2 separate regions of the Homo sapiens genome follow, and region 1 is linked to region 2. The links are chromatin contacts, found by Hi-C or POLR2A ChIA-PET in ENCODE. All regions are on one chromosome and are shown on one strand. Each heading gives the region's core, a stretch centred on a gene start or an enhancer-like site at or near the end of the contact. The rest is flanking DNA. Distances are from core to core; before and after follow the strand shown.

Region 1 (6,541 bases), core at 3,927-6,426, 820 kb after region 2:
TTTCTTTTCTATATATGCAAAAGCACAATAAATAAGCAAAGCCTATGTCTAACTGAGTTTAAAAGAGCTCTTTATAATGAGTTTACAACAAAAATTCTAAATGCGAAGGAAATACTGTATTATAGTTTAATAGTTAGCTGTTTTTCTTTCTTCGTGGTACATAAAATAGTGATACATCCTTGAATTATAAAAACAAAAAAAAGTACATAAATATTTTTAACTCTGACTTTGCCACTGATTAAATGTGTGACCTTGGGCAAGTCCTGTGCACATGTTTTCCCCATTAGTAAGACTGGATGACAATATTTACTGTGCAGAGCTGTTAGTGTTATCAAACCCCAAATTTTGGGTTCATGTACCTGATATACAGCAAACCTAACACCGACACATCAGCACTTAGAAGCAGAGGAAGGTTTATTTGACTCGGCTAAAGCAAGAAGGCAGGAGAAGCAGCCTCTCAAATCCAATCTGCCTTTTAACATAACTGGGGGCTTTTATGAGCAAAGCAGGTATGCAGGAGATGGATTCCCCCAATACTCAAAACTGTTTGAGTTCCTCGGCCCAAACAAACTCCTAGATGCTATCAAGGAGGTCTGCATGACCTAAGGATCATTGTTCTTTGAAAGAAAAACAGTTCATCAATCTTGCAGGCAGCCCTGGGGGTTAGGGTAGGAAGTTAATCAATTACTAGTGACTTCCCTCGTGCAAGCAAGCATGCACGGAGGAAGAAAAGGACAAGGAAATAAGTAAAGTGAACATCTTATGATCTTTATAATAAAGGCTTAATTACATTGGGAGGATTAAAACATCATTGTAACAATAATACCAGTAACAATGACATTTAAGCCAGTGTGTCTACTTGTCAGGCACTGCACTATCAAATACCAGCAGCAAGTCTGGCACAAAATAGATGCTCAATAAATGGTAGCTATTGAATCAGGGCCACACATTTAATTGATATTATGATCAAGATGTTCAAGGGAAAAAATACTATTACTTATTTAATGTGGAACAAGTCTAGTCTTTCTCTTGAGCTCCCACCTGCTGGTTAGGAGGCAACAATGTTATTTGGATCCTGTTTAGAGTATTCTCAGAGCTGAGCCCTCAAATTGTATCAGTCTTACTTATGCACCTGTCCTGTTGGCCGTCCTTGTGCTGCCCCTGACACCTGCCTGCTCCCTAAGGCGATGTGGGGAGAGGAGCATATACATTCCAACGTGCTGTAAGGATAGAGATCCTGGCCGGTCCCTGTGAGGCAGGAGAATAGGGCCTGGAGGCCATGAACGTAAGGCTGATCCATGCTGACTTCCTAGAACAAAATCAAATGGAATATAAATGGCTTTGTAACCTCACTTCATCCTCTCCATTTACACCGTTTACACTTTGTAACTTCACATTCATCCTCTCCATTTACATAAACCGCACACACAGTGACATCCTCTCCATTTACATAGACCACACACGCCAAGTGACATCCGCTCCATTTACACTTTGTAACTTCATATTCGTCCTCTGCATTTACATAGACCGCACACACCAAATAACATCCTCTCCATTTACATATTCTGGGCACATTCTGAGTAAATGACTTTGTAACTTATCTTCATTGTCTTCATATACATAGAACATATACCAAGTAACCAGTGGAAAACGTCTAGAGAGTATTGAAACCCCAGAAAATTCTGTAACCAGGGCTCATGAGCCCCTATGCTCCGGCCTGCTCCCACACTGTGGAGTGTACTATCATTTTCAATAAATCTGTGCTTTTGCTTTCCTCACTTTGTGCGTTTTGTCCAATTATTTGTTCAAGACGCCAAGAACCTGGACACCTTCCACCAGTAACACCTGGATGTGCCCCTGGCATGCATGGGTCCCCACAGTCACCTCTGCCCCTGGAGCCCCTGGGGGCCAGGGTAACTCTCAGTCTGATCTTGGGGCTTGTTAGAGGTGCAGGATCCCTCTTGGATTGCCATTGCTGTCACCTCCAGCCAGCCCGTTGGCCTGAGTGCCACCTTCCCTTGCCCAGGCCAGGCCCTTGGGCAGTTCATTCAGCCTCTGTACCACTCAGGAGAAAGCGAAAACTTAAGGTTCCTCAGCTGACCCTCCTGGCACCTTTCTGAAGGTGGGCTCCAGGGCCAGAGGCAACAGCCTCCTCCTTGCCATGAATATCCTCATGGATCCAACACCCTATCTTCCAGACTTGGGCCCAGGAAGAAAAATCAGAAAACAAGCTTCTGCCTCATTGGCCTTCCAACCTCTAGTACCTCCTCCTTTCTCTCCCATGACTCTCTAGGTTCCCATGGGGCTGGCTGCTCTCCCAGAGCCTCCCTGACTCCACTCTCAATGGTGGCCTGGTCTTCCCCAAGCAGACCATGGGGATCCCTAAGAGCCTCTAGGCTTTGTCCTTGATATGCTAATGGAGGAGATAAAGGAATCCCAGCACTTCTTCTCTTCTCAAAGCTTTCAAAACCAGGTCTCACACAGCCTCTCCTGCCTTGGGACAATAAGCCTTCTGGCTCCCCTGGAGGGAGCAGCTGCAAGAAAACCAAATTCAAAGCAAGAAGTGAAAATGCAGTGGTTTAAATTTACAGAAAGATTCTCGTTTGTACATTATTATGATAATTATGGCCCTGGGAATCCGGGTGAGGTCTCCAGAGCTTCAGTACACACTTCAGGCAGAGCATTTGCAAATTCATGGTCTTAAATCCTTAGGACAGAAAGATGTGAAGGAAAGCCAGGGAAGCAGAAGTCCTTAGGAGACCTGGGTCCTGAACTCTCCAGAGCTCATGGATCTTCTTGGATAATGAAATTCAGGGGTTGGAAGAGGCTATTTCTAAGGGAGGGCTTTCAACTCGGAGAGTCTCTGGCCAAAGGTTCTAATTCCAGTACTTCCAATTTTTGATTAACACTGCCAAATACAATCACAATTTTAAAATTCAGGGTACTTAAGGAGTTTAGGATATTAGGTTCTGCCAGAATAGCCTCTGCAGGGATGTGGAATGGCTGCATCCATCTGCCCAGGAGAAAGAGGGATGGGTACTGGGGAGGGTTCATTAGCAGGAAACTTTCCAGGGCAGATGAACACGAGGACAGAGCCCAGCTGAAGGGAACCAACAGGGAGTAGGAAAATCCAGAGCAAGATGGCAGATGTGAGGAACTGAGTGGGGTCAGTCTGGAGAATCTCACCAGCAAGTACAGAACCAGTTTTTGTCCCTTCCCATGCTCAGCAAGCCAGTAGCATGTTGATCTGCTAAAATAGCTGCCTACAGGATTTTCTGCCTCAATTCCTGACCCCTCCAATCACTTCCCCACCCTACAGCCAGAGAACCCACCACCTTTTGGGATCTTCCCATTGATCAGGATAAAGATCATGGCTGACAAGGCCCTGCATGGTCAAGGCCCAGCGGTTCTCAACCCTGACTGCATATAGGAATCATATTGGCCCAATCCCAAGGGATTCTGATTCAGTTAATCTGGGATGAGGTCTGAGCATCAGTATATATATAATATACTAATATATATTTATATATACTGGTGTATATATACATGTATACTGATATATTTTATCAGTATATATTTTTATTGATTTTTCTATATTATATATAATATATATCTATAAAAATATAAAATATATCTATATATTTAAATATTTGTTTCTATATACTGATATATTAAATATATATTTATACTGATATATACTTATATCAGTATAAACATATTAAATATATATTATATATAAATATATACAAACTATATGTTTATATATATTTAATCTCCAGGTGATTCTAACTGGCACTAAGGATTGCCAGCCCCCTGCTTTGGCCCTGCAAACTTCAACCTTATCTCATGACAGTCCCCCTCTCGGTTTCTTTGTGGCACAGCAACATTGCCCACTTTGCCCCAGTCCTTTTTTTTTTTTTTGAGACGGAGTCTCGCTCTGTCGCCCAGGCTGGAGTGCAGTGGTGCAATCTCGGCTCACTGCAAGCTCCGCCTCCCAGGTTCACGCCATTCTCCTGCCTCAGCATCCTGAGTAGCTGGGACTACAGGGGCCCGCCACCACGCCCGGCTAATTTTGTTTTTGTATTTTTAGTAGAGACGGGGTTTCACCGTGTTAGCCAGGATGGACTCCATCTCCTGACCTCTTCATCCGTCCACCTCGGCCTCCCAAAGTGCTGGGATTACAGGAGTGAGCCACCGTGCCCGGCCTGCCCCAGTACTTGTAATATGTCAATCTGCCTTTCCCTCGGGCCATTACACTTCTTTATCTCCTATGCCCGGAAAGCCTAGTCATTTCTGAGACCTTGACTCAAACACCCCTTCTGGAGGGAAACCTTCCTTGGCCTGCTGGACTAGACTATGTTATCCTCTTACACGCTGTATCCTCCAGGGTCAAATTAGGAAAACAGAGGCCACTTTAGGTGTTTCAAGTAGAAAGAATTTAAATCCTAGAAGTCGGTTACACGGGTGAGGAAAATGATGAGAAGCCCAATGGGACGGTGTAGCAATGACAGTGAGCTGCTGCCACCCCTGAGGCTGGAAGGGTAACAGACATTTGCCAGGAGCTAGAAGCTGGGGCAGCCTGGTAGGAGCTAGAATACAATGAGAGCTGCCCCCTGGGGGATGGAACCACAGAGGGAGGGTCTCTCTGAGGAGACATAGATTCAAGGAAGAGATACAGCCATTGCAGGAGATGCCAACAAAAGCAGAGAGAGAGAAAGAAGCAGAAAAGGAAAGAAGGAAGGTTTCTTCCTTCCTCCCACCTTTGAGTCTCCCACTAGTGCTTCCCATTAGCCCAAACTACCAAGAACCCAGATGGCAAAGGAGCCCGGGAAATCTAATACTACATGATACCGAGCAAAGCCGATGTTCCAGCTGGCTGCGTCCATTACAGTAGGTAGTCAGGCAGACATAAGCAGGGCAGGAGAGGGCTCCTCCCGACCAGGAATGTCAGCTGACCGTCAGGTGATGGTCAGGTGGTCATTAACTGTCTCTCTAAAATAATAATTGGTTACAGCTAGCATCAGGGAAGGGCAGTCTCCCAAAAGATAGAAACACCTGAAACTGATGATCAGCAGCTTCCCAGTAAGATCTCAGGAGTTGGATGCGTGGGCTCAAGCTTGAACACTGAGAGGCAAAATGGCGGAGTTTAACTGGTATATGCCCTTCGTCTAGAAACTTTCAGCTGGTAAGGGAAGAACGCCTTAAGTGAGCATGCGCACAACTCCAGTTAAACACACTGCGCATGTTCCTGTCCCAGGTGCTGGCAGACCACTGTGCATGCAGACAGCCCACCTCAGGGAAGAATCAGGGGAGAAGAGACGTAGACCTCACAAGCATGCCAACAGATAAAACCCCAAGTCAAGAGTCAAACCATGCACTTGAATCAAGTCACCCACTTGGCCCTCTTTCAAGTGTATTTTACTGTCTTTCATTCCTGCTCTGAAACTTTCATTTTTTATTATTTTGATTTTATTGATTGATTGAGATGGAGTCTCCCTCTGTCGCCCAGGCTGGAGGGCAGTGGTGCAATCTCTGCTCACTGCAGCCTCCGCCTCCTGGGTTCAAGTGATTCTCCTGCCTCAGCCTCCTGAGTAGCGGGGATTATAGGTGCCTACCACCATGCCCAGCTAATTTTTGTATTTTTAATAGAGACGGGGTTTCACCATGCTGGCCATGGTTGGCCAGGCTGGTCTGGAACTCCTGACCTCAAGTGATCCGCCCACCTCGGCCTCCCCTAGGATTTCAGTTGTGAGCCACCTGGCCCAGTGCCTGGTCTGCTCTAAAACTTTTAAATAAACTTTCACTCCTGCTCTAAAACTTGCCTCAGTCTCTCACTCTGCCTTATGCCCCTCGACTGAATTCTTTCTTCTGAGGAGGCGAGAATTGAGGTTGCTACTGACAAGTATGGATTTACTGCTACTAACACATCAAACCACCCCAAAACGGAGTCGCTTAAAACAATTTATAATTATCACCCATGGTTCTGTGGGTTGATGTGGCTCAGCTAGGGAGTAAGTTCTCACATGGGCCCTCTCACAAGGTTTCAGTCATATGGCGATCTAGGTGCAGTCACCTGAAGGCTCAACTGGGCCTGCTGTCCAAGTTGGTGCAGACACAATGCTGTCAGTTGACACTGGCTGTCAGCTGGAAGCTCAGCTGGAGCTATAGGAACCAAAAGTCCCACACATGGCCTTTGTGTGGGCTTGGGGCTGTCTCACAGCGTGGTGATTGGATTCCCAAAGGGTATATACCAAGAGCAAACTTTTCAGGAGACTCAGCTGGCAGCGATAAAGCTTCTTATGACCTAGCCTTGGATATCATCTCTTGTATCTATTGGTCAAAGCACAAATTGGATTCAAGGAGTTAGAAGAAGAGACTTCACTTCTCGATGGGAAAGTAGCATGTGCATACAGGTAAAATAATTAATAGTGGTTATCTTTGGAGGCAAGCTAGCATCATCCAGCCTCTAGCCACTATGTACATTCTTTTCACATGCAAAATTGACTCGTGGCCTCCTAAGACATCCTGACTTTCAGTCCAC
Region 2 (6,053 bases), core at 250-2,749:
TGACACAGAGACACAGGGGAGAGAACACCATGTGAAGAAGGTGGCAGAGATTGGAGTCTACTGCCAAGGGGTGCCAAGAATTATTGGCAACTACCAGAAGCTAGGAGAGGGGCAAGCAACAGTTCTTCCCCTGGAGCTTCCAGTAGAAACCAACCCTGCTGACACCTTGATCTTGGACTTCTGCCCTCAAGAACTGCGAGAGAATAATTTCTGTTTTATAAGGTCATCCAGTTTGTGGCAATTGGTTACCACAGCCCTAGAAAACTAATACAGATTGTACGTACTGTAGCCTCATCCTATTTTAAGCAGATTTGTCCTGTTCGAAAGTGCAGTCATTAGCCTCAGAGAAGTCTGTCCAGGGTGAGATTAGATTTCTCTGTAGCTCTAGAGGACAGAATTCAGATGGACGGGTCCTACCCACAGGGAATGATAAAATCATGGCTTTCTTTTGACAACTGATCATATTAGCATGAAGGGCCCCAGAGCCCTTTTTCTGAATATCTTCATTTTCCAGGGATAAAGACACAGAAAGGTGAGGAAACTTAATGGAACTCGGGGACCCAAACAGTGTCTGGTCCATAATAGATGCTCAAAAACCATATATTGAAGGGATGGATGAATGAAAAACGCTTCATGGGCAATATAAAAATTTGATTTACTCACGCCTGTAATCCCTTTTGGATTTACTCGGCCTGTAATTTGGGAGGCCGAGACGGGTGGGTCACGAGGTCAGGAGATCGATCGAGACCATCCTGGCTAACACAGTGAAACCCCGTCTCTGCTAAAAATACAAAAAATTAGCCGGGCGCGGTGTCGGGCGCCTGTAGTCCCAGCTACTCGGAGGCTGAGGCAGGAGAATGGCGTGAACCCGGGAGGCGGAGCTTGCAGTGAGCCGAGATCGCGCCACTGCACTCCAGCCTGGGCGACAGAGCAAGGCTCCGTCTCAAAAAAAAAAAATTGATTTATTTTCTCGTTTAGCTGCCTGCTTCAAAATCGATGGAAGGGTAGAAAGAGAACCTAGGAGGGGGCAAGAGACCTGGAGTCTCTGTCCAGGTTCTGGCCTCAACTCTCTATGTGATCTTGGGCAAGTCCCTGCCTCTTAGCCTCAGTTTCCCCTCATTAAAAGGAGGAACAGGGGATGGACCAGTGATTTCCAGACACCTGAGCTTCCATGTAGAATCTCTTGACCAGCCTGGGTGCGGACTGGGGTCCAGGGGGCATTGGTGGTGCCCAGGACGCGGGACCCTCCCTGAGGAAAGGCCCCGACAGCGCCCTGGGGCGCAGACCCTCGCTGGGTTTGCGGACCGGGGGCCGAGGGCTGGGAGCTGAGAGCTGGCGTGAGGCTCTGGGCCGCCGCCGCCGCTCACCTTCCCGATGTTTCCGCTGCTGTAGGAATCCAACAGGTTTATAAACACCCTCTGGGTCCGGATAACCTTCTCCGTGAGAGCAGCAGTTTCCTCTTCTTCAGCCATGGTGGGAGCCGCGCTGGTTGCTAAGGTGAAAGCGCCACTCGCTTGCCAAGGAGGCGGGGCCCGGGCCAGGGAGGCGGGGCAGGTTCTCTCTGGGGGCGGGGCCTTGGCTCCGGGCAGTTTGCCGGGCGGGGAGGGGCGTGTCGTGGGCGAAGCAGGGAGTGCCGGGCGGGGCGGTGCGTGTCGTGCCCGGCGCTAATCAGGGCGTGCCAGGCGGGACGGGGCAGGCTGTGCCGGTCGCTGGGCGGGGCGTGCCGGGTAGGGCGGGGCGAGTCGTGCCGGGGGGTTGGGCGGGGCATGCCGGGCAGGGCGGGGTGTGTAGTGCAGTGGGCTGGGCGGGGCGCGCCGGGCGAAGCGGGGCTCAGGGCTCGCAACTGCGCGCGCTGTCGGCTGCTGGGCGCCAGGCGGATGTCCCTGCGAGTGCTTTCCGCGGCGCCGCGCGTGCAGCCCGGGTCTCACCCTGGCTTGCTGCCCACTGGGAGCCCTTGGGCAGTGCATGGTTTCTTTCCGAAGCTCCCTGGGCGTCTGTCCCGGGGGGCCATGTGATTGCTGTGCCTTTTTAATCTCCATTGTTCGGAAAGTCTGGAAACACATCCCTGTGTCCGCTTGACCCGATGACTAAAAATAATGAGAATTCTGAAGAAGAGGGAATGGCCCACAGCCTAGGCCTCTCCCCGACACGTGGGAGTTACTCAGCACGCTCCCATGGGGTGGTCTGGCCGGGGCGACGGGACGTAAGCCTCAGCTGCGAAGAAAAGCTGTTGCCATGGAGTTTCGGGCTCCCGAACACCCGAGCGACGCTAGCGTGGTCCCGCCTTGCGGCAGGTGCGGCTTGGTCCGCCGGCTCAGCTCCCTTGGGGGTTGTTTCCAGACGCACGTTCCGGGAAGACCCCTGGTGTCGGCTGGGGGCGACCAGAGCCCGTAGGCGCCCGGGATTCGCTCACATTCACCAAGGGAAGAAATTTAGACTTGACCGTTCCACAAGAGATTATACATGCAGTTGCTGAGATAAATCCACAAATTAAAAGATAACATTCACCTCGGTGATCACTGGACCATAAAGGTTGTGGTGGACTAAGAATACGCAGTTCCCTTGGAATAGCCTGATCATATTGAACTGTTTTCATGCCTTAAGCATTAACTCCTTAAATGCAAATATTTAACACTTGCAGCAATTGTGTGTGCGTGGTTTCTTCTCGTTCTTTTTATTATTTTTAATAGAGACAGGGTCTCACTATGTTTGTTGCCCAGGCTAGTCTCTAACTCCGGAGCTCAAGAAACTCTCCTGCCTCGTCCTCCCAAAGTGCTGGTATTACAGGCATGAGCCACCACGCCAGCGTTCTTGTTCTTTTTATTTTTAATTTATTTTTTTGAGATGGAGTCTCGCTCTGTCACCCAGACTGGAGTGCAATGGCATAATCTCAGCTCACTGCAACCTCGCCTCCCGGGTTCAAGCGATTCTCCTGCCTCAGCCTTCGAAGTAGCTGGGACTACAGGCGCCTACCACCGTTCCCGGCTAATTTTTGTATTTTTAGTAGAGACAGGTTTTCAGCATGTTGGTCACGCTGGTCTTGAACTTCTGGCCTCAAGTGATCCACCCGCCTCGGCCTCTCAAAGTGCTGTGATTTACAGGTGTGAGGCACCCCACCTGGCCTTCTTCTTTTTAAAAAATACTGGTTGTTTCAAAAAACGGAGGTGGCCCAACATCTTCAGACAGCTTGGAGGCTCTGGGCTTTCAGGCACTCATGAGACTTGGCTTTGAGTTTCAGCTCTCCAGTGATTTGTGGGAGGCTGGGACCAATCTTTTAACTTTCCCTATGCTGTTAAATTGTCTGTAAAATAGGAGTGATACCACCAGCCTAACAAGGCTGTTAGGATTAAATAAGACATATGTGAAGCATTTTCTGAAGTGGTCGCCAAAGGTGAAATTATTGCTTTTTTTTCCTGCAAGGCTAAGGCACACTTGTACAGATGGGAGCCTTTATATTTCGTTTTTCTGTCCCCACCCCATTTTCTTTTCTATACATGCAACTCTCATTAAAACTTGTTTTGATAAACTAACGCTTTGAAGTTTTGCCAACTCAATTTGGGAACAGTTTGCTCATACCAAATTTATTATTTTTTTGAGATGGAGTCTTGCTCTATCCTTTAGGCTGGAGTGCAGTGGCGCGACCTCGGCTCACTGCAACCTCTGCCTCCTGGGTTCAAGCCATTCTCCTGCCTCAGCCTCCCCAGTAGCTGGGATTACAGGCGCGTGCCACCACACCCGGCTAGTTTTTCTATTTTGAGTAGAGAATGGGGGTTTCACCATTTTGGCCAGGCTGGTTTTGAACTCCTGACCTTGTGATCCACCCGCCTCGGCCTCCCAAAGTGTTGAGATTACAGGTGTGAGCCCCCAGGCCCGGCAATTTTTTGCTTTTCTTTAATCAACAAGAAAGTAATGTCAGTTTAAATGTAAAAGTATTCATGCAAAATTAGTGCAAAACTTAGAAAATATACTTCAGCATTCTTTCAAATGACTTACTAGTTCAACTATTCTAAAATTCACGATTCATTTTCAAATTTTTAGTTTATCTCTGCATTCCTTGTTGATATGCAGTTAAGCAGGTAAACACTTTGAAAGTTATTCAACCAGTCATGGTACAATGAAATATTTAACTTACCTGTTTCTTTCATGAAATGAGCTTGCCACAGTTACAGGGGGGATAGCTTCTAGATAATTTTATATATATTGGTAGGTTAAAAAAGGGGATTCTATTTTTTTTTTTTTTTGACATTGAGTCTCACTCGTCGCCCAGGCTGGAGTGCAGGGGGCAATCTTGGCTCACTGCAACCTCTGCCTCCCGGGTTCAAGCAATTCTCCTGCCTCAGCCTCCCCAGGAGTTGGGATTACAGGTGTGTGCCACCACACCCAGTTAATTTTTGCATTTTTAGTAGAGATGGTTTCACCATGTTGGCCAGGCTGGTCTCAAACTTCTGATCTCAGGTGACCCACCCACCTCAACCTCCCAAAGTGCTGGGATTACAGGTGTGAGCCACCACACCCAGGCCAGAGATTCTACTAATTCTAGTATACCAACTAACATGTTTGTTATTCTTTCCCTCTTTTAAAATCAGTTTTCGTATAAACACAAAATTAATGTGATGGTTTTTATTAACACGTACTGTATGGGGACAGCTGGCGGAGTCAGAAGACCTAGGTTCTGATCCAACTACACTGCTCACAAGCAGTTGCTGAGCAAGTCGCTCAATCTGTCTATCTCACCTGTATCATCCAGAAAATAAAGGGATTGGAAAGAAAGTTCTGAAGTCAATGTGGCACCTATCAGAATCTCAGTGTTTTCTTACTATGTTCCTCAACATTCAAACAGCACATTCTGTTTTTGAACACCGGGGAGAGAACAGCACAGTGTGCAATAGAAGAAGCTAATGATTGTAAGTACATTAGTAGCAGCCGAACCTGGAGGAAAGGTGGGAAGAGTGTCATCATGGGAAATGAGGTGTGCACTCTTCTCTTCATAATCATTCTGCCCTCTTCAAGGATCTGGGAGCAGATACAACTCAGCAAGGATTGGTGCTTTTGCTAGACAGCCTCTAGGTAGCTTAAACCCCACATCTATTGCATTTCCTGCTTCTAATTAGTACATACAAGCTAATGTATAAAATGTGAAAAAGTATTAAGGAAATGAAAATTATCTATTTTATCACCTAGTGATGACTACTAACAGCCTATAATCTTTTTTTGTTACATATACAATTATTTTTCAAAAAAGTATGTATAGTTTTATATCCTTTTTTGTGTAGCATAATTCTCATTGCCATTTTTTCATGATTTTTAGTGGTTGCATATTTTTCCATCAAAAGATGTAGCATCACTTTACCACTCTTTAGAGCCTTCCCAATTTTTCATTAGGGGAAATGAACATCCTTATATACTAGTTTTTTTGCTGAATCATTTCCCTATGCTAGGTTGCTAGTATATTACCAATTCAGAAGTTATAAACTTGTAAAGGATTTATTACCAATGTTTCCAGAAAGATTTCAACAATATACCCTCCAATAGAATGTAAGAGTGCTTCCTCATTAAATCCTTACTGGTATTAAGTTTAAATAAGAAGAATCACAAAAGTAGCAGGTGAAATGACCCAATAACTTAAAATTTCTCTTTCTTGAGTTAATGGTTGGGTTGGGCCTCTTTCAAGTAGTTACTGACATCTATTTTTTTTTCTGAGTTGACCATATTATTTGCCCACTGTTTGCATTTTTTCTTCCTACTGATTTGTAAAAGTTATTTATATAAAAGTTTTTTTTTTCTTTTTCCTTTAGAAGTGAAATCAAGGCTTAATTTATCTGGTTAAGTTTTATAATTTTCATTTTTTTTTTTTTTTTTTAAGAGACAGGGTCTTGTTCTGTCATCCAGGCTGGAGCGCAGCAGCACGATTGTAGCTCACTGCAGTCTCCAATTCCTGGGCTCAAGCAATCTTCATGCTTCAGCTTTCCTAATAGCTAGGACTGCAGGCATGTGTCACCAGGCCATGCTTTTATAATTTTTTGTAGAAATGGGATCTATGTTGCGCAGGCTGT

What was found. A loop is a pair of places that touch in the nucleus more often than their neighbours do. ChIA-PET counts read pairs that join two places held with the same protein, here RNA polymerase II (POLR2A). Pooled maps may share reads with other maps.
Region 1: a loop to region 2 is called in a pooled map, with 6 times the contacts of the local background. The contact joins the promoter of LINC02318 here to the promoter of AK7 in region 2. A Hi-C loop is called at or near these places in 2 of 37 single-sample maps with no recorded cell type and 3 of 50 pooled maps. POLR2A ChIA-PET finds 5 or more read pairs at or near these places in 1 of 52 experiments (WTC11).

The regions. Positions count from the first base shown.
Region 1 is chr14:95,572,197-95,578,737 of GRCh38, reverse strand. LINC02318 (long intergenic non-protein coding RNA 2318) reads right to left here and starts at 5,176. Exons shown (of 3, transcript NR_146450.1): 1 at 5,054-5,176. RefSeq lists enhancers at 1,075-1,996, 1,997-2,919.
Region 2 is chr14:96,387,574-96,393,626 of GRCh38, reverse strand. It overlaps AK7 (adenylate kinase 7), which reads right to left and starts at 1,499. Exons shown (of 18, transcript NM_152327.5): 1 at 1,368-1,499. The coding sequence starts at 1,472. RefSeq lists a silencer at 1,430-1,939.